Regions from separate parts of the Homo sapiens genome. Here region 1 is linked to region 2. Evidence: chromatin loops called from intact Hi-C (ENCODE). Cell type or tissue: endothelial cell of umbilical vein. All regions are shown on one strand. Each heading gives the region's core, and the rest is flanking DNA. Links, peaks and the distances in the headings are about the cores only.

The links. A loop is a pair of places that touch in the nucleus more often than their neighbours do. Peaks named below come from ENCODE experiments on the same cell type or tissue, not always from the same donor. Only the 100,000 strongest peaks of a DNase experiment are listed, where the experiment ranks them.
Region 1: it touches region 2 in a loop (17-fold over the local background); 25 of 110 quality-filtered maps call a loop at or near these places.

Annotation. Positions count from the first base shown.
Region 1 is chrX:132,627,013-132,638,230 of GRCh38, forward strand. HS6ST2 (heparan sulfate 6-O-sulfotransferase 2) reads right to left here. Exons shown (of 5, transcript NM_001394073.1): 5 at 1-2,081. The coding sequence ends at 1,211. Among named protein-coding and RNA genes, the nearest start is that of HS6ST2-AS1, 35 kb to the right of the region's middle. In endothelial cell of umbilical vein, for the core only: a CTCF peak has its summit at 4,797 (motif pointing left); no DNase peak of the experiment used is centred there.
Region 2 is chrX:132,287,894-132,299,111 of GRCh38, forward strand. The region is part of intron 2 of RAP2C-AS1 (RAP2C antisense RNA 1); the gene reads left to right. Among named protein-coding and RNA genes, the nearest start is that of RAP2C, 74 kb to the left of the region's middle. RefSeq lists an enhancer at 1,820-3,019. In endothelial cell of umbilical vein, for the core only: a CTCF peak has its summit at 5,087 (motif pointing right); no DNase peak of the experiment used is centred there; H3K27me3 peaks cover 157 bases.

The DNA of each region.
Region 1 (11,218 bases), core at 1,741-9,740, 340 kb after region 2:
TTCCTAATGCTTATTTTATCCTTTTTTGGCTTTTGTAATTGTCTACAAATCTGTCAACATGAAAAAGAACTAAAGGGCTAGAAATAGTTGGCCCAACTGGAAACATTACAATAGAGATGTACAAAAAGTAAGTAAGAGTTCACATTTTAGGTTAAATTCTATCTGATCAAGAATAACTTCAGCAATATTTTTAGACACATTATCCTGTTCAAGTTTCTTGATTAGGACCTCACTACACAAATATTGATAAAATAATTCTATAGAAAGAAAGTCCTGACTTTAATCCAGGATTATATACCACAATAACTTCAGCAACACACCATTTAGATGATGAAGAAAGATTCTATACATGGGTTAATTTGGAATGAGCACAATTCAGAGAAGCCTTAAAATGAATGAGAAGCAGCGCCAAAATGATTCCAGTATTGTTGAAATTACAGTGCCCTGAAAGCGCCTGGAAATTAGATCTTTACATTGGTATTTCATTTTGAAAAAAAGGTGTTTTGTTTAATGTGAGATACACCCTGTGTAAAACCTTTAAACAGTAGAAGGTAGAAAAAGTTTAAAATTTTAAACATCTCTTAAATATCAAGATATGAGTCCTGTTCTTGAAAAGCCAATATTTTGACATAAAACTACCCATGTTTGGAGAGGAATTTTTTATTTTCTACAGCTCGGTAAGATTCACCATCAGTTGTTATTCTATTTAAATAGATTCCTTGTTAAAATCAGAAGAAAATAAAAGGTTTTATGTTTCATTTTAGTTGCTTTATGTTTATACTTATTCTCACCCCTGGAAAAAATATTTGATTCCAAGATTGGGTTTTAACAGTGTATCATGAATAATTTAAAGTCCATTTCTTAGCCATAAGTTAAATGGTCACATTTTATGTTTTCACTTTGTCTCCATAACTAATTTAAGAACTTCTTAAAATATCTAAACAGCAATTTCTGGTGAGTCTGGTTTGGCTTTCGGATTTCATATTTAGTCCAACCCCAAAAAGACAATTTAATTCCATATTGAGATTTGTTTTACCTACACACAGTATAACACTGAATTGAAAGGCAACTGTAAAGGCAACATCTAAACTTTTTTTTAAAACTTCCCCAATGAAGGAAGCAGGATGTGTTTGGACACTTTCATCTTTTAAGCTATGCCATCTTTTCAGTGGCGCTTTGGGAGAAGTATGTACAGGCCTTTTTGAGCCATTTAACGCCATTTCTCTACACTGCCTATGTAGTCGTTGGTGCCATTGCTGGTGTTATCATTCTGCTCCTTGCCTGAGTTCTGCTTCGGGCTTTCCCGGTTCTCCTTCTGGCTCAAACTCTGAGTCAGATTCTGCATCAGATTCTGAGTCAGGTTCTGATTGGCATTCGGATTTGGGTTCTGACTCTGATTCTGATTCGGATTCTGGCTCTGGCCCTGACCCTGGCTCTGGAAATGGGTCTGAAGGAGCCTTCCCTTCAGAAATTTGCGTTGTTCCTGACGCTTTCGCCTGGCCTCCTGATGCTCTTTCTGCCTCATAAACTGATACCTCTGCAAAAAAAGGTCTTTGGCATAGCTGTACAACTCCATATCCAGAAAATTCAGTCCCTCAATACGCTTTTGAATTTCCTCATTGATCTCTACACTAGAGGCCCTAGTGGTATTATACTGGGTAAATGGCGAAATAAAGTTCATGTTGAAGGTTTTCTCAAACAGATATTGGGTCTTCCGCTGAAACTCAGTGAGGCCGAAGAACGCCATGTGCTTCAGATTTGACTTGGCACTTTCCAGAAGGACCTTGTTTCTTTGCTTTTCAGGCATGACAGAGAGGTTGTAGCAGCCTACCAGGGTCAGGTCGGAGAGCATGCGCACCTGGCGGTTGTTGGCTAGATTGTAGGGACAGTCCATAAACTCTTTGAGGGGGCAGCCAGACCAGTCATCGCCAGTGTAGCAGCTGGGCAGCTCTTCGGAGGTTGGAGGCCTTCCATCGCAGACATGCAGGGATGCTTTCCATGTTGCCCCTCTCTGGACATGCCTCCACTCACTCAAGTACCGGGACACTGGGTCTCGGAGGATGGTGATGTAGTGGAAGTTCCTATGGATGAAGCACAAAAACCAACAGTCAGAGATATGGGCGAAATAAGTGGAGTCATGGAGGTACATGGCATATGTGGTGTTCACTGGCTAAAAAGGAAGGCAAAGCAAAAATGACAGGGATCTGATGGCATTTGTCCTGTAAACTGTACTGCAGTCCCCTCTCTGAGTCTCACTAGCCTAGAGATAGCTAATTTTTTCAACCAATTTGCTGATACTTCAGCTAAAACAGGTATGAAAAGGTTAGATTCCAGACATTGACCTTGTCATGCTTCACTCCCGTTCGTTCCCCCTTCCCCTCTTTTTCTCCCTCTCTAACCAAAGACAAAATCTTCCCAATGACACCATTGGCTAACTAGGCAACCACTTTATTTCATGCCCCCCACTCTAAACCATTTAGTGATCATGAAATGGAGACTCATTGGAAGCACATACTTTATTGGAGTGAAATGGAGTTGACAAGTGGGTTCAAATTCGAATCTTATTAAATATGCAATAGCATTTTTTCTAATATCCAGTCTAATCTGCATATCTTTTTGTTTTTAAAAAACTCATTAAAAGAGTGTATGATATGATACTCTTGATTCTGGCTGTTGTCATATTATGGCTCATACATTATGGAAGTGGAATGTAGAGATAGGCAGAGTAGCCCAGGGCCTCCAGCAATAAACGCTGTGGTTAGTCACTGACTGAAATAGACATGGTAGCTGCCAATGGCATGTATGCAAGCTACTACCTTGGTTTCCACCTTTGCTCCTATGATAATATTCCCAGGATAGGAAACTTAACTCTATCAGCAGCTTCAAAATGTCCCTTTTCCTTATCTACTAAAAGGGCACGTGGATGTCAGCAAGTGTGGAGGCTTTGCTGTATGGCTGTCTTCTCTTTAGGGCTTCAAACAAAGTTCTTTGCTCAAATAGCAGACTAGCAAACATTTAAACCACATGTTAACACACTCACACCATACATGGTAGGCACACGCCCCAGAAACATCAAGTCCATGATACAATCAGGCATACTTAAGGAGAGAACCGTGTCATTGTGCTTTTCATGAGAAATGGGTTACCACTCAGGTACAGAAGATGAAGGACGAGGCCACAGAAGGGCATATTGTGGAAAGAAAGCAACAATAAACATTGAATATTAGCATTTAGCTTCTTAAAGGAAACCCGGAGAATGGCTTGCAACTTTTCTGAAATATTCATTCCCATCTGAGGGAGTGGTTGTTCTCTACACATACATGAGGAGCCACAGGGAACCTGCTCAGCCACCTGCTTAACTGAATATTGGCTGATGTTCATTGAGGAAACGTTTCTCCCAACTGGGGCTTCCATCACCTCAGGCATCCTGAAATCTATCTCCTATGCCTCTATCCTGTACATGGTGCTTGCTCTGCCTGCCATGATCTTCCCTCTTTGGCTGGAAAATTCTACTCATCCTTCAATACCAGTTCAAGTACCATCTCTTTTGTGAAAAAATGTACCCCACTCTGTGTTGCCAGTTATCATTTCTTCCTCTGTGTTGCCATAGCACTTCTATACTTAGCCTTTGTTAAAATATTTGTGATACTGGGGCTGGGCACGGTGGCTCATGCCTGTAATCCCAGCAGTTTGGGAGGCTGAGGTGGGTGGGTTGCTTGAGGTAAGGAGTTTGAGACCAGCCTGGACAACACGGTGAAACCCCATCTGTTAAAAATACAAAAATTAGCCAGGTGTGGTTGTGCGCTCCCGTAATCCTAGCTACTCAGGAGGCTGAGGCACGAGAATCACTTGAACCCAGGAGACGGAGGTTGCAGTGAGCTGTGGTTGTGCCACTGCATTTCAGCCTGAGCAATAGAGTGAGACCCTACCCCTCCACCCCACTGCCTCCCCCAAAAATGTGTGATACTGAATTACAATTAATTGTTTATATTTCCACTTAAACTATGTTTTCAAGGACAGGGGCTCTGTCCTATTCTTCTATATAGCCCTCATCCCATCCATTCCAGCTTTGTACATTGGCCTTCATCCCTGGCATAAAGCAGAATCTCAGTAACTTCTTTAACTGCTTACTTGATGAACTATCCTGGGGAAGAGGAAGGAGAGAGCTAGGGACATGCCTCATGACATAAAAACTCTGGATAATCTTCTAAGTGCCTTGCAAAAAATCACAGGAAGGTTTTTCTTAAAATAAATCACTTTATATATTTTTTCAGGAAGAAACAAGCATTGGGCACAGGAGAAGCATCTGGGAGTGAGGATGGAAAAGGGGCCAAGAGCACTTTCACTTGTCTCACTACTTTCCCTAGGACCTGATCTTGTTGGTGCCACTAAAATTCATCTCTATGAGAAGCCACTGCTAAAGAGTAGCAGCTTTTGTTCTCCAGTAGCCTTTACCAACAAAGATGACTACTAAAGCCCTGGGTTCCCTCCTTCCACTCCTAGCTTTAGTACTCATCCATTCAGTGCATACTTATTGAGCCTTTATGCTAGCCCTGAGGCAACAGTTTAGTGGCAATTAGTCTGATTATTTGGAAAAAAAAAAAAAGAAATTTATTAAGGTCTGTGACACATTTGGATTAACCTTTCAACCAGCTTTTCCAGGCATGCATTGTAATGGGGGCTGCTCGGTGTTCTAACCCCCCAAAATGGAGTCACCTTCATGCTTAGCTGGAAGTCTTCTTGCCCTAACTTCTTGTATTGGTTTAAGCCTACAGTGACATCTTCTGGTAAATATTAAGAGTGCACCACAGTGGAAGTCTGCAGCTCTCCTTCCTAAACATTGTTCCTAGCCTTTCAGAGCAAATACATCCCAACCACCAGGGTTAATGACACAATCAATGTTTCATAAGCACCACCCCTACCCCAACATGGATAGAGAGAAGGCAACACAGAGACAGACTTTCAGAGAGGGTCTCTCATGTTGTGGGTGTGTGGATCCAGTATGCATTCAACTTGAAGGTCACCTAGTGCCCTTAAGAAATACGGACAGCCCAACGTAGGCAGCCTCAGTGTCTACACTGTAGGGATTTTCACTGCAGCAGAGAAGTTAGAGGGGCACACACATACACACACTGCTGCCTTGGTGATAACAGCCACCTAGACTCATATGACAAAACCTGCAGAGATTCAGTGAGTGTCAACAGCCCCCTTCTTCCAGGGCAAATAGCCTTGGGGACCCAGAATGCCTCAACTGAAAGCACTTGATGCTGCTTAGAAATATTCCATGTGTAGAAAGAAAGAAAGATCTGCTGAAGGGTAGGTGTCCAGGGTCCAGGGGTCTCCTGAATTTCATGGTGTGTTGGAAGTAGGAAGGCAGGTAAAGATAACACCTTGGAGGTTATGTCAGAAAAAGAATCCAGGATGCTCATTATATCCAAGGAAGAGCTTTTAGGGCAATATCAGAGAAGCACGCTGGGGAATGCAGCTGGGGTCGGGGGCAAACAGAGACATGGCCAGTTTTCCCTCAGTGGTCAGGTCAGGTCAAGACTTGCTTAGTCTTGGCACCTAATGTGTGCCTGGCACTATGGCAGGCACTGGGGATACAGACAGGGATAAGACATGGAAACCCGGGGAAAGTGTTTCAATTGTGTGTGCCATGAATGCTTGGAGCAAGTGCAGGGTATGATTAAAAAAAAACACCTCACACTGATTTCTAACCTAGCCTAAAGATAAGACAAGGGTTTCTGCAGCTTTATTTTGAAAAACAAGAATTAGATGAGGCAACTGGGCACGGTGGCTCACACCTGTAATTCCAGCACTTTGGGAGGCCAAGGTGGGCAGATCACTTGAACCCAATAGTTCAAGACCAGCCTGAACAACATGGTGAAACCCTGTCTCTGCAAAAAATAGAAAAATTAGTGGGCGTGGTGGTGCACACCTGTAGTCTCAGCTACTAGGGAGGCTGAGGCGAGAGGATCACTTGAGCCTAGGAGGTAGAAGCTGCAGTGCACCATGGTATCACCACTGCACTCCAGCCTGGGTGACAGAGTGTGAGACTCCATCTCAAAAAAAAAAAAAAAAAAATGAGTCAAGGAGAGAGGAAAGGAGTATGAGACAGAAGGATCAGCATGAGCAGAGGCACAGAGGCATAAACCAGCCTATTGTGCAAGAGAAACGTGCATCAAAAAACCTCCCGGGGAGTGAAGGAGTAGTGGCAGGAATTGAAGATGGAGAGGGAGCCCAGGACCTGGTTGTGAAAGGCCACAGATGCCATATTAAAGCATTCAAAGTTAATTCTGCAGGCAACAGAGAGGCTTTGAAGGGCTTTAAGCAGGGGAATGACATGATGAGGTCTGTGTTTTAGAAAGATCATTATGTATATGAAGATGAAATTCGTGAAGTTAGTTAAGAGGCCACTGCAGAAGACAAGGCAAAAGAGAAGGAGGAGCAGACTAGAGAAATATTTAGCGGGTAAAAGTGACAAAAGGGATTCGGGGGAGAAAGAGGAGGAGGACTTAAGGATGCCTCCTAGAGCTCTGGAGGAAGGACTGAGGTGCCTGCGGGACATCTGAGTAGAGTTGAATGAACAGATCTGGCACTCAGAGAGCAACCTGGGCTGAAGATAAGGTACGGAGTGGTCAGCACAAAGTGGTAATTTCCAGACCATCATGGTCTATTTAGGGACCTTTTTAAAATTCCACTTGTGTGGCTTCAGATATTCGAAGACAGCATTTACCCCAGGGCTTCTCTTCTTTATGCTAAAAATGGTTTTCAACTATTCTCTATATAGCTTCAAGGCCCCGCTATCCTGTTGTCTGCCTGCAAGTGCATTCCACTTTATTGGAACATGGCCTGCTAAGCACGATCTGACAAGCAACAAGAAGGGACAGCCTATCACCTTCCTCATTCTTGACACCATTTCTCTTAATGTGGCCTCAGATCACATGGACCATTTTGGCGGCCACACCACACCACTGATACACAGTAAGCTCAATTGTTTCATACTTTCACATATATGCCACGCTGGAACGCAATCTATATTGTCAGGAACTGATGCAGTGTATTTGTGGCCCTGTTTAATCTCTTCTTGATGGAGGAAATCTAAGCCTGTCAAAAGACATCTACATTCTGATTATATCCCCCAATATCTTCACCATACTTTCCTGTTCCTGTTGGCAATGCCTGGATTCAGGCATTGATCAAAACAGAGCAAGATGCAGGTGAGAGCAAGTCTCTGATAGTTGCTGGAAATCTTTCTTCAGGTTGACATGAAACTGAAGGGTGCCGCTGAATGGACTGACTGAATTTTAACTGAATGAGGCCAGTTCAGCCCCAGGAAAATCATACGCCACCTGTTTCACTTAGTAGTAATTGGACAGGACTTTCTTGTGACCAAATGTATCACCTAATTAAAATGACAAGGTGTCACATTTTTAAATTGGAGCCATGACTCCCCATTGGGTTACATGGGTTAATTGAATGGCTGATTGGTGCTTCTGTATGCCCATGGTGACTTTACAGGCACTACACAGTTAAAGGTTTACCACCTTCTACTGAATGACAGTTCTCTGGGTGGCCTTGGACCAACACAATACTCCCCTCATTCTTGCTTGTCATTCTTAAGAATAACTGTAGAATGTGCTGGGAGTGCAGTATCCTGAGATAGGGAGGAACTGCCTGAAACAGCAAAAGCCTTGTTCCAGTCCTTCCTGGAGAATCTAACATCTTGAGATAGGGAGGAACTGCCTGGGACAGCCCAGCCTTTGTTCCTTTCTCTCAGAAGCAGGATGTCCTTCAAAGCTTTGCTAAATGAGTCACATGGCCCCTGAGGTATATAACTCAGGAAAGGCTGCCTTTTGGGGTCTCTCAGCTATGGTGCAAGTGAGGCATGCTTAATCGAGACTCATTCACCCAGGCAGCTTTCTTGAGTCTTGGGAAACCATCTCACAGTGGATCCTAGGCTTCTTTTGTCCCTTGCTGCCTATCTGTAAGTAATAAACCCACTTCATGTAACTTGTTGCTTATGAGTGTGTTCTGTCTCACCAAACCCATAGAAGTTTATAAACAATGCACAGTGAACCTGCTTTGTGTCTACAAGTTTAGGCCAACTTTTTCCTGTCACTGATAAGCAATTGTCGAAATAATAGCAACAAATGAAAGAGTTGTCCAAGCAAGAAACCAAAGGGCCATCCTTGACTCCTCTAATCTCCCCTCACTACTAAGAGCTAAACATTCGCTTAAGTCCTTTCCAGTTTCTAATAGCTCTGAAATCCATCCTTTGCACCACTGCCTGGGGTCAGGCCTTCATCACTTCTCTACTAAAACATTGCAGTAGCATCCCGTCCTACTCTTCAGGTCTCCAGTCCCATGCCACTTCCACACCCCCAGATGGCACATACCTGACCTGTCATTCCCTAATTAAGCCCTCCCAATGGCTCCCTATCAACTATGACATGAAGCCAAGCTCCTCCACATGCTACAGACAGCCTTGTGGAATCCAGCAACCACCTTTCTTTCTGTCCAGCCTTCTCAAGTGAGCTCCCTCTATACAAGTCTTTCTCAATTGTGAGTGATCTTCCATCTCCACTCCCCAAACCCCCAACTCTGGGCCACTTGGCAATATCTGGGGATATTTTGGTTGTAATGACTTGGGGAGGGGGTTGGTACTGGCATCTAGTAAGTCAAGTCCAGGGATGTTGCTAAATATCCTATCATGCACAGTCCCCCTACAACAAAGAAATACCCTGCCTCAGATGCCAATAATGCCAAGGTTGAGGAACCTTGCTCTATACCCTATATGCTGAATTTTCCAAATCAAAGTCCCAGGCAGTGACTCCACAGGTGCTTTGCCTCTGTATATGGAGTGCCCACTCTTTTGAATGGCTTCTATTTATCCTTTGTAGGTTACCTGGCAAAGTCTTTCAAAACTCAACTCAAAGACTGTCTCCTCCGCGAAACCTTCCTTGACCTCCCTGGATGGAGTTAAGCACCCCCTTCTCTGCTCCAGACGCCCTGGTGTTCTCCCATTGTAACATGTATCACAATGTGCTGGGATTGTCAAGCGATTTTTCTGCCTCTTCCGCTGGACTATGAGCTCTGGGAGGGTAAGAACCATGTATCTATCCTCAGGGCCTAGCACAATGTTTGACATAAAGTAAGCAATTAATAAAAGATTGTTGAATGAATTTCTGCAGGAGAAGCAGCAGAGCTTATGATGAGCAAATAGGAAAATGCGTATCTTATTCTTTGATAAGGAAAAGCCACTAGATGTCACTATGAAATAACAGATATACCATTTTATACCTGTAATGGAGCATTTTAAGGAGATGTAGCTGTGAAGGACATTGTTATATTTAGCTGTTGTCCCTGACTTTTTGTGCAGTATCCCAGTTTAAAAGAAGGCTGGAAAGTTTAAGGACGTTAAAAATAACTAAATGGTTAAAAACAAGAATCTTATTTTTTATTCTCCTTTTAATAGACCATTCTGAAATAAGTGCCCAAGTTCTAAGTCACAGAGTCCTACACTCGTCAGAACAGGAGGAAACCTTTGAGACAGTAAATCATTTAGGTCAAACCCTTCACTTTAAAGGTGGGGATACTGAGGCCCAGAGAGAGACAGGCAAGGACTTGTCCCCAAATCACACCTTGCCAGTAGCCCTTGAGAATCAATCTACCTGAGAGAACTATTTCTGGGCCGAAGTCCTGTTATTTTAGCAGACCCTCTTTGTGTCTGCTAGTTACCTAGGATGGCACACTCAACCAGGCCTGAAAGAACTCACTAACCCCCATGAAGGGTAAACATTTGGCTGCTCAAAGAGGACACTTTCTTACACCAACTACATAGCCAGGAACTGGGGGTGCTCTGTGCCTGACACTTATACGTTAACTCCCAACAATCCTGTGAATCATATATTATTATTCCCTTTTCCAGAATGAAGAAACTGAGACTCAGAGATGATGTGACTCTGGGTCACGCCTCAAGTTAAGTAGGTGTGTTCAGGCTTCAATCCAGGTCTCTCTCACTCTAGAAATGGTATTCTTTCCATCCTGGTGCTAGGGCACAAGCCCAGGACTTCTAATTCTATGAGTTAACTAAAAAAGTGGTTCCTAAAGTGTGAGCCCAGAACCATCAGCATCAGCATCATTTAGGAACTTGTTAGAAATGCACACTCTCAGGTCCACTCACTGAATCTGAAACTCAGAGGCTGGGGCTTGCCAATCTGCATTTTGGGAAGCCCATCCAGAAATTCTGATATACACACAGTTGAGTTTGAGAATCACTGTCCTAGGCATGTGGCTTCAGAGATCAGAAGTCTCTCAGAAATCCCAGGTGGTATCTAGAGTGTAGACAAGCCAACTGTGCCCCCGGATGCAAGCCCTATCTTCTCTCTACCCCTTGGAGAAACCCTGGGGGCACCCATTTCCATCAAGGGAAAGTCCAGGGAATGTTACTTGAGCAAAGTTCTGAGGATCATGCTGTAAACATTTACTTTCCTTTGAGGCTACTGGTTCACGAAAGGCCATGATAAGGTTTTCCCTGCACTACTCAAAGGGGAAATAAATATCAAAGACATTTTTTAATAGAAGAAGGCCAGAAAACCCGTAGCAGTTAAGGTCATAGGAGTGATCAATAAAAAGTTAATTTAAGAAAGGAAACAAATTCTTATCCCAAATCAATAGGAGTGAACATTCTATTATACCTGTAGCATATATATGTGCTATATATATATAAAAAATATATATATAAAATATTATATATTTATATATATAATATTTTATATATATAATATTATATATTATTTTATATATATAATATTATATATAATATTTTATATATAATATATATATAATATATTATATATAATATATATATAATATTTTATATATAATATTATATATAATATTTTATATATATATTATATATAATATTTTATATATAATATATATAAAATATTTTATATATATATATAAAAGTTCAGCCTTTGCACATCTTGTTCTTGGAGAAACAATGAGTGGTAGAAAAAGAACTGTGGTTGGTGGTCCTAAGTAACTCTGCCAATAGTTGGGGTGGTTGTATATGACACTGAGTCATTAATGTTGAAGGTCTGGTCTCCTTCCTTGGCTAATGAAGTCTAAAGCAACCACATGGATCCTCCCATTGCATGTAAATGACTGGGTCAAAGCAAGGAGGAAGGCGTTCAAATCAAACAATATTAAT
Region 2 (11,218 bases), core at 2,035-10,034:
ACTATGTGGTCAGTTTTGGAATAAGTGTGGTGTGGTGCTGAGAAGAATGTCTATTCTGTTGGTTTAGGGTGGAGAGCTCTGTAGATGTCTATTAGGTCTACTTGGTGCAGAGCTGAGTTCAATTCCTGGATATCCTCATTAACTTTCTGTCTCGTTGATCTGTCTAATGTTGATAGTGGGGTGTTAAAGTCTCCCATTATTATTGTGTGGGAGTCTATGTCTCTTTGTAGGTCTCTAAGGACTTGCTTTATGAATCTGGGTGCTCCTGTATTGGGTGCATATATATTTAGGATAGTTAGCTCTTCTTGTTGAATTGACCCCTTTACCATTATGTAATGGCCTTCTTTGTCTCTTTTGTTCTTTGTTGGTTGAAAGTCTGTTTTATCAGAGACTAGGATTGCAACCCCTGCCTTTTTTTGTTTTCCATTTGCTTGGTAGATCTTCTTCCATCCCTTTATTTTGAGCCTATGTATGTCTCTGCATGTGAGATGGGTTTCCTGAATACAGCACACTGATGGGTTTTGACTCTTTATCCAATTTGCCACTGTGTGTCTTTTAATTGGAGCCTTTAGCCCATTTACATTTAAGGTTAATATTATTATGTGTGAATTTGATCCTGTCATTATGATGTTATCTGGTTATTTTGCTCGTTAGTTGATGCAGTTTCTTCCTAGCCTTGATGGTCTTTACAATTTGGCATGTTTTTGCAGGGGCTGGTACCGGTTGTTCCTTTCCATGTTTAGTGCTTCCTTCAGGAGCTCTTTTAGGGCAGGCCTGGTGGTGACAAAATCTCTCAGCATTTGCTTGTCTGTAAAGTATTTTATTTCTCCTTCACTTATGAAGCTTAGTTTGGCTGGATATGAAATTCTGGTTGAAAATTCTTTTCTTTAAGAATGTTGAATATCGGCCCCCGCTCTCTTCTGGCTTGTAGAGTTTCTGCCGAGAGATCAGCTGTTAGTCTGATGGGCTTCCCTTTGTGGGTAACCTGACCTTTCTCTCTGGCTGCCCTTGACATTTTTTCCTTCACTTCTACTTTGGTGAATCTGATCTTTATGTGCCTTGGAGTTGCTCTTCTCGAGGAGCATCTTTGTGGCATTCTCTGTATTTCCTGAATTTGAATGTTGGCTTGCCTTGCTAGATTGGGGAAGTTCTCCTGGATAATATCCTGCAGAGTGTTTTCCAACTTGGTTGCATTCTCCCCGTCACTTTCAGGTACACCATTCGGACGTAGATTTGGTCTTTTCACATAGTCCCATATTTCTTGGAGGCTTTGTTCATTTCTTTTTATTCTTTTTTCTCTAAACTTCTCTTCTCACTTCATTTCATTCATTTGATCTTCCATCACTGATACCCTTTCTTCCAGTTGATCGAATTGGCTACTGAGGTTTGTGCATTCTTCACGTAGTTCTTGTGCCATGGTTTTCAGCTCCGTCAGTTCCTTTAGGGACTTCTCTGCATTGGTTATTCTAGTTAGCCATTCGTCTAGTCTTTTTTCAAGGTTTTTAACTTCTTTGCCATGGGTTCGAACTTCCTCCTTTAGCTCGGTGAAGTTTCATCGTCTGAAGCCTTCTTCTCTCAACTCGTCAAAGTCATTCTCCATCCAGCTTTGTTCCGTTGCTGGTGAGGAGCTGCATTTCTTTGGAGGAGTAGAGGTGCTCTGATTTTTAGAATTTTCAGTTTTTCTGCTCTGTTTTTTCCCCATCTTTTTGGTTTTATCTACCTTTGGTCTTTGATGATGGTGATGTGCAGATGGGGTTTTGGTGTGTATGTCCTTCCTGTTTGTTAGTTTTCCTTCTAGCAGTCAGGAGCCTCAGGTGCAGGTTTGTTGGAGTTTGCTGGAGGTCCACTCCAGACCCTGTTTGCCTGGGTATCAGCAGCAGAGGCTGCAGAACAGAGAATATTGGTGAACAGCAAATGTTGCTGCCTGATCGTTCCTCTGCAAGTTTTGTCTCAGAGGAGTACCCGGCTATGTGAGGTGTCAGTCCGCCCCTACTAGGGGGTGCCTCCCAGTTAGGCTACTCGGGGATCAGGGACCCACTTGAGGAGGCAGTCTGTCCATTCTCAGATCTCAAGCTGCGTGCTGGGAGAACCACTGCTGTCTTCCAATCTGTCAGACAGGGACATTTAAGTCTGCAGAGGTTTCTGCTGCGTTTTGTTTGGCTATGCCCTGCCCCCAGAGGTGGAGGCTACAGAGGCAGGCAGGCAGACCTCCTTGAGCTGTGGTGGGCTCCACCCAGTTTGAGCTTCCTGGCCGCTTTGTTTACCTACTCAAGCCTCGGCAATGGCGGTCACCCCTCCCCCAGCCTTGCTGCCGCCTTGCAGTTTGATCTCAAACTGCTGTGCTAGCAATGAGTCAGGCTCTGTGGGTGTAGGACCCTCTGAGCCATGCGTGGGATATAATCTCCTGGTGTGCCGTTTACTAAGACCGTCAGAAAAGCACAGTATTAGGGTGGGAATGACCCGATTTTCCAGGTGCCGTCTGTCACCCCTTTCCTTGGCTAGGAAAGGGAATTCCCTGACCCCTTGCCCTTCCTGGGTGAGGCGATGCCTCGCCCTGCTTTGGCTCATGCTTGGTGCACTGCACCCACTGTCCTGCACCCACCGTCTGAAAGTCCCCAGTGAGATGAACCCGGTACCTCAGTTGGAAATGCAGAAATCATCCATCTTCTGCGTCGCTCACGCTGGGAGCTATAAACTGGATCTGTTCCTATTCAGCCATCTTGGAACCGCTTCTATCTGATAATTATTTCTTTTGCTGTGCAGAAGCTTTTTAGTTTAATTAGGTCCCATTTATTCAGTTTTGTTTTTGTTGCATTTGCTTTTGGGGTCTTAGTCATAAATTATTTGCCTAGGCCAATGTTCAGAAGAGTTTTTCCTAGGTTTTCTTCTAGATTTTTAATGGTATCAGTTCTTAGATCCATCTTGAGTTAAATTTTGTACATGGTAAGATATAGGGATCTGGTTTTGTTCTTCTACATGTAGCTATCCAATTTTCCCAGCACCATTTATTGAACAGGATATCTTTTCCCTAATTTATGCTTTTGTATGCTTTGTCAAAGATCAGTTGGTTGTAAGATGTGGCTTTATTCCTGAGACCTCTATTCTGTTCCATCAGTTACATGTCTACGTTTTTACCAGTACCATGCTCTTTTGGTTACTATAGCCTTGTAGTATAATTTGAAGTCAGGTAATGTGATGCCTCAAGATTTGTTTTTCTGCTTAGGATTGCTTTGGCTATTTGGACTTTTTTCTGGTTCTATATGAATTTAGGGGATTTTTCTAATTCTGTGAAAAAATGATGTTGGTATTTTGATAGGAATTGCATTGAATCTGTAGGTTGCTTTGAGCAGTGTGGTCATTTTCATCGTATTGATTCTTCCAGTGCATGAGCATGGGATGTATTTCCATTTGTTTGTGTCATCTACAATTTCTTGCAGCTGTGTTTTGTAATACTCCTTACAGAGATGTTTCACCTCCTTGGTTAGGTATATTCCTGGGTATTTTATTTTTTGCAGCTACTGTAAAAGGAATTGAGTCTTGATTTGTCATTCAGTTTGGTCATTGTTGGTGCATAGCAGTACTGCTCACTTGTCTATATTGATGTTGTAGCCTGGGACTTTACCAAGTTCATTTATCAGATTTAAAAGTGTTTTGGAGGAGTCTTTAGGGTATTCTAGATATAAGATCATATAATCAGAAAACAAAGATAGTTCGATTTCCTCTTTTCCAATTGGGATGCCCTTTATTTCTTTCTCTTGCCTGATTGCTGTGGCTAGAACTTCGAAATGTAACTTTTATATGCACTCAGCAACCAAAAACATTATGTTGCTCACTTTATTGCAATATTTGCTTTATGGCAGTGGTCTGAAAGCAAATCCACAATATCTTCAAGGTATGCTTATTTATGCAGGACATCCTTTGTTGGATAAGTTTGAAGGTGGAGAGACCAATCAAAAGATGATTGTCGTAGCACAGGTGAGAGAGATGATGGAGGCTGTGACTGGGTTGTTGCTAATGCAGATGAAGAAAAGTGGATGAATTGGGCATCTATAACAAATGCTGAAACCACAACCATTTCAGTTTTCCAGTTGAGAGGTTATGAGGTCAGATCCAGCACAGTGTATGTAGAAACAGAAAATAAGAGATATCTTAGAGATATAACTTTGAAGGAAGTCTCAAAGACTTAATGCCAGGGAGAATTAGAGCATATTGAGGGTGCGGGAGACTGATTTGTGGTCTCAATCATTAGGGAGATTGAAGGACCAGACAAAGAAATGAGGAGCAAAGGATGGAGACAGGGTGTGGGGAGAAGTGAGGAGGGGGACAGTTTTGGGAAAATTTTAATGATGAAAAGTCAGAGGATATCCAAATGAACATGCCCCATAAGCAATTGGAAATGTAGGTCTGGAGCTCAGGAGCAAGAAAACACTGCAAACGTAATGGGACAAAAGATCTTTCACATTTATATTTAGGTAGAGATGTATCCAGAGACCTGTAGACGTCTTTGGTATTACTTTTTTTAAAAACAAACATGTGATCATCCATAGTCTCTAATACTTATCTACAACCCCAAGAAGGTCTTTCGTTATTGTTGTTTTATTTTTGTTTTTGTTTTTAGGGAGTTGGGTATGGAGTGATCATGTGGGAAGGAACATACGGACAAGGTAAAAGAGTGTGGGATTGGGGAGAAATTGAGAACAAGAGAGGAGAAAAGCACATAAAGCATATCAGAAGCTGCTCCCACCACCATCTCTCTAAAGCTATGATTGAGATGCTGGGCCAGGTTGAGTGATTGTGTTAATTCCCCCTCCCTACCCCATTTTCAGTGAAAGTTTCACCTAGCTTCATGAATAACTGTGTCTTGCTCTGTCTCACTTGCTTTGGCCTTGTCTTTGTCCTTCTCTGTCTTTGTCTCTCCTAGTTTCCTTATCGAGCTTTCCCTCGGGGGACTTTTTCATTCTTCACTAGCCCAATATTTCATCCTTGGGTTGGTTCATGTTTCTCCAAAATGCTGACAGCTCCATCAGAGAATGCAAGGATGAATTGCCACAAATATATTTCTGAACTGCCACTAGATGGCAGTGTCTGGGAACTTTGTTAACTCGGTCTAGGCATTCATGAGTGCCTGACTGCTGAGTGGTAGGGAGTTTCATTTGATTATTCTGCTTTTAGGCCGTTGCAACCAGTTGCTAACACAAGTGCTAGACTTAGCTGGATCTCTTTCTCCATGATAGAAGAAAATTCATGTTTGTAAAGCACCCAGGGCTGGAAAAGCCTGTTCTTTAAGAGGGTTAGCGTTTTCCTCTACCTCAATTCTCACACAAGTTCCTAGCCCTTAGATTCCTTAGATTCCCTTTTGTTCCCCCTTCAGCTGTTGTTTGTTGTTTGGTTTCATTTTTTATGCAAATATATTTCCTCCTTCCCCAGCTTTGTTAGTAAGTTGGATCAATTCTCTTTCCTCTTTTTGAGGATGGACTTGTAGAATCATCTGCTATCAAAGCTTGAAGAACTCTTAGATGTCGTCGAGTCCAATCCAATCATTTACAGATAGAGAAACTGAGGCAAAGACAGGAGCAGAAACTTGTTCAAGGCCATATAAAAATTCAAGGCAGAATCCTATGGGACAATCTCATGACATACTTGTAATAATCAACAAAACAACCAGAAGATTATTTTTGATCCATTAATTGTGGATCTAGCACAATAGAGGAAGGGGAGGGAGACAGGAGGTATAGGACATGGTGCCTGTTCTCAAGGCACTTAGAATCTAGGTGGGAATATAGACTTTTACACAATGAAAAAGAATAAATGCATTGTGTGATAAGGTAATCTAAGAAAAAATGCTAATGTAGGCAAGTGGTACAGGGATTCAGAGGAACAACAGCTCTAAGAGAAAACAAGGCAATGGGTGGGGGTGAAGGTGAAGCTGGGAGATGAGAAATTCAAAGATTATTATTATTCAGGGATCAAGGCCTAATAAGTAGGCCTGACAAGTAGAGGGTAGGGGTCAATAAGAAGTAAAAGATAAGACTCAGTGATAGGCTGGGACTGTACTGTACAGGCTCTTAAATGCCAGGCTAATTCCTGGTAATGCTGAACAGAAACTTTCAAATGCTTTCAATCTATTTTCTATTTACGGTGGTAACTTTCTGCTATGTTTGATTCCCCAAGAAGTAGCCTCTTTGCTCTGCCGTGCTTTTCCCCATTAGTCTCATGTTGCCGGCCCAGCAGAAGGGAGATGAAGTAGAGCTGAAAAATCAGTCTGGGGCTTATTTCCACTACAGCTTTTCCCTAGTGATTCAATCAAGAGTGACCTGGACATTCTCCAATCCTAAACCCATTTCATTCATTTTATTTCCATTCTCCACCCACTCATGGGAGTCTGAGCACCTGGCCTCTGCATCCCACAACTTCCTTTGTCACAAGGGCTTTCCAGAAGGTTTGGAGAGCTCTTGACAGCTGAGAAACACCTATAGAAGGTGAGCATGACTTCATGCAAATGAAAGAGGCCTCCATACAAAACAGCTCTTTAAAAGCAGTCTGAACGTAGGAACAATCCAAGAGCCCTTTCAAATTGTCAAGAGCACATCAGTGCCCAAGCATCTTGGCCAGCCACATTTCAAAGCCAAGCAATGCCACCCTCTCCCCTTCTCAACTCTCCCTTTATACTCCCAAATGGCTTGAGGTCTTTCTACCAGGATACAGTGGATACCTCTGCCTCAGCACCTTCCATCTGGCTTTCTTCCCGCCATTTGCTGTCTTCTCGTCCCCACAGAATGCTATATCTTTCCTCTTAGCCTCTGCTTAGTATACAACCTGACACAGTAGGTACTCAATACACGGTGTTCTTTTCCTTCACAAGGACCTTAGAGATTATCTAGGCCTGAATATTATGGAGCCACCTAATGGACCACTGGGGGTAGGGATCATTGGGAAATAAGGAAATACTCTGACAATTACAGTCTTCATTTCTGTAACTGGTCACATGGTTGTAGTTGGAATTTATAACTACCTTCTTCTACTACCCATTCTGCATCTTCTTTGTCTTCAGCAAACACCTCAGCTGGTTGTGGTTCTTTACCTGGAGGCATGACCCAAACCCTCATTCCTGAAGGGTCTGGGCCATTAGTAGTCTTGCCTGGATTGGTTTGTTGTCTTTTCCATTTACCTTAATCACAGGGCGTGGAAATACTAAGATGCATCTTAAGGGATCCTCTGTATTCCAGACATATTCTTCCTTACCTACATTGTGGAGTTATAGTTCAATTTCTCCTTGGTATTCAGAATCAATCAACTCAGCCAGCACAATAACTCCCTTCCTTGCCTCCTGTTGATTCAGAGGCATGAGGAGCCCAAAGTGGCCAGGCAGCAGCCTTAACTTTCAATTCAATGGAATCATTGTTGTGTCTTCTGGCGGAAGCATTCCTCCCTTTGGAACTAAGACTTCTTGGCCAGCAGACCATAAATTCATGAAAAGAGGCAGTAGAAATTTTGCTAGTAGATCACTAGGGGTGATGGTGAGTGGTACCACTCCCTTTGCCACCCCTTAATTGCTGGACCCATGAATCCTGGCTATGGGAGAAACAGCCCCATCTGAAGATGCTGATTCAGAGCATATACAGCCTTCTGGAGAACTTTCCCCTTGCCCTACAAGGTATTGCCAGCTGGCTGGTGCTGTAACAGAGTTTTTAAAAAGCCAGTTTGCAGTGAAGTGAGTTCCTTTATCAGAAGCAATGCTGGGTGGAATACTATGATGGTAAATAGGGCATTCTGTAAGTCTACAGAGGGTAGTTTTGAAAGAATAATTGTGTTCAGGGAAGGCAAATCCTTATCCATAGTAAGTGTCTATTCCAGTATGGACAAAACTTCCACGATGGAAGTGGCCCAATGTAATCAGCCTGCCACTGTATCAGGGATTCAGTGTTGGTCTCTGCTGCTGGCAGATTGGACACCCCGCCATGGCCATAGCCAAGTTGGCCTTGTTGAATAGAAGTTCATGTTGCTGATTCCATGCATAACCTCCATTCCTGCCACCATGGTCACTTTGTTTATGAGCCCATTGAGCAATGACAGAGGTGGCTGGGAAAGAGACTAGTATCCATAAATGGGTGATTCTATCCACTTGATTATTAAAATCCTCTGCTGAAGTCACCTTTTGATGAGCATTCACAAATATCTTCATTTTTTTACCCATTCATAGAGATCTATCCCATACCTCTTCCCCAAATTTCTTTCTCATCAATGTTCCAATTACGTTCCCTTCAAGTCTCTGACCATCCAGCTAAACTATTGGCCACAGACCATGAATTAGTGTATAATAATGTCTAGCCATTTTTTCTTCCAAACAAAGTGAATGACAAGTGCACTTTTTCAAGTTCTGCCTACTGGGAATATTTCCCTTCATCAATGTCCTTTAGGGATGTTTCAGAGAGGGGCTGTAGTCCTGCAGCTGTCCACTTTTGGATAGTGCCTGTATATCATGCAGAATCATCTATAAAGCAGGTCTGGGTCCTCTCTTCCTCCATGACCTGATCATAGGAAACTCCCCCATGAGGCCATAGCTGCAAGCTTACAGACAGAAGATAGTGTAGCAGGAATGAGGCTCATGGGCATTTAGGCCACTTCTTCGTGTAACTTATTTGTGCTCTCAGGTCCTGTTCAGACCAATCAAGAATAATATCACTTTCATTTAATGATGAAGTATTTTGGTGCATGCCCAATTTTATGGCTTGGTGGGTCAGATAATGGTCAGTTCAGGTCACATGGTAATGTGGTGGCCTGTGGTTAAGCATTCAGTCTCTACTAAGGCCCAGTAGCAGACAAACAGCTCTTTCTCCAAAGAGTAGTTATTTGCTGAGGGTGGTAAGATTTTACTCCAAAATCCTAAGAGCCTTGTGTAGCAATTCACCTATGGGGCCTGACACGGTTTCCAAACTACATTCCTATCTGCCACTGATCCTTCAGGCACCATTGGATCTGCTGGATCATGTAGCCCAATTGGCAGAGCAACTTGCATACCAGCCTGGACCTTGTTCTGGGCCCTACTCAAAACTAGCAGCTTTTTGGGTCACTCAGTAAATGGGCTGGAGTAATACACTCAAATAAGGAATACGTTGAAATCCAAAGAGGCCCACCAGGCGATGTGCCTCCTTTTTGGAGGAGAAAGATGCAACAATCTGTTTTTTACCTTCGCAGGGATTCCTCCACATGCCCTACTCCACTTAGCCCCTAAACATTTCACTGAGGTAGAAGCCCCCTGAATTTTTGATAGATTTATTTCCAAACCTCTGCAAGGTGTTGCTCCACTGTCTTGCCATTTGCATAATTTCCAATCTGCTGTCACCTATATATATGTTCTTCTGAACATAACATATCTCTTTTATCTGGCTACTTTAAAGAGTTTTTCTTTGTCACTGGTTTTGGACAACTTGACTATGATGTGCCCGATTCTACTATTCTTCATATTTCCTGGGCTTGGGGTTAATTGAGCTGCTTGGATCTGTGGGTTTATAGTTTTCATCAAATTTGGAAAATTCTCAGCTATTATTCCTTAATATATTTTTTCTGCCCCTGCTCCCCCCACCTCAGGGGATCTGATTACATGTGTATTAAGCCACTTGTTGTTTTCCTAAGCTCATTGATGTTCTATTTATTTAGTTTTTTTCTGTTTCACTTGAGATAGTTTCTATTAATATATCTTCATGTTCACGAATCTCTTCTGCAATGTGTACTCTGCCATTCTATCCAGTGTATTTTTCATATTAGACATTGTATTTTTCATCTCTAGAAGTTCAATTTGGTCTTTTAAAAATTTATTTATTTATTTGTTTAGAGACAGAGTCTTACTCTGTCACCCAGGCTAGAGTGCAGTGGCACGATCTTGGCTCACTGCAACTTCTGCCTCCGGGGTTCAAGCTATTCCCTTGCCTCAGCCTCCTGAGTAGCTGGGATTACAGGCGTGCACCACCACACCTGGCTTATTTTTGTATTTTTAGTAGAGACAGCGTTTCACCGTGTTGGCCAGGCTGGTCTCAAACTCCTGATCTCAAGTGATCTGCCTGCCTCGGCCTCCTAAAGTGCTGGGATTACAGGTGTGAACCACTGCACCTGGCCCATTTTATTTTTTAAAATTGTAAAAACACAGAACCCCTGGTTTATAATCAATTTGGTCTTTTTTATACCACTCATATCTTCACTGAACTTTTTGAATATATGAAATACAATTACAGAAACTATTGCAATGTCCTTTTCTCTGCTAATTCTAATATAGTTATTCTCCTCATTATGGATCATTCTTTCCTTCTTCTTTGCATACTGATAATCTTTTATCGGATGCCAGACATTGTGACTTTTACCTCATTGTATGCTAGATGTTTTTGTATTTCTAATAAATATTATAGACCTTCGTTCTGGGATGCAGTTAAGTTACTCAAAAATATTTTGATCCTTTCAAGGCTAGCTTTTATAATCTATTAGGCAGGTCTGAAAGAATGTTCAGTCTATGGCTAAATAGTCTTTATAACTGAGGCAAGGCCTTCCTGAGTACTCTATCCAATGCCCTAGAATTATGAGGTTTTCCAATCTGGCTGGTTGGGAACAGGCACTACTCCTAGCCTTGTATGAATGCTAAGTGCAGTTACTTCTGATCCTTTTGGGTGGTTCTTCCCTCAATATCAGGTAGTTTTCTCACATGTGCAGTTTAGTACTCAGCTGAATGCTTGTGAGGAACCCTCTATAGATTTCTCAAGTTCCCTCTCTATGCAGCCCTCTCCTGGTATTCTGTTCTGAACTCCAGCCTTCTTAGTCACCCCAGATTATCAGCTCCATCTCTTCAGCTCAAGAAGTCTGTCAGACTCTACCTGGGTTTCCCCTTCCTAGGTTTACTGCATTCGTTTTTCATACCCCGGGGATTAGTTCTCTTCATTGCCTGATATACACTCATGAAAAGTGTTGTATCATATATTTTTTCTAACTTTTTGGTTATTTCAAGTGGGAGATGAAATCTGGTCCCTGATACTCATCTTAATCAGAAGCAGAGGTCCATCTTCAGGAAAGCTCTTCTAACAACATCTCAGCTTCTTCATTATGCTTCCTCTGGAGCTTGTCCCATATAGTTCATTTAGCTGCAAACCCTCTGCATCCATGGGCTCCACCAAGGACACATACAGAACAGGGATATTCTCTGTCTCTATCCAGGATCTGTTTTCCCTCTTAGTCT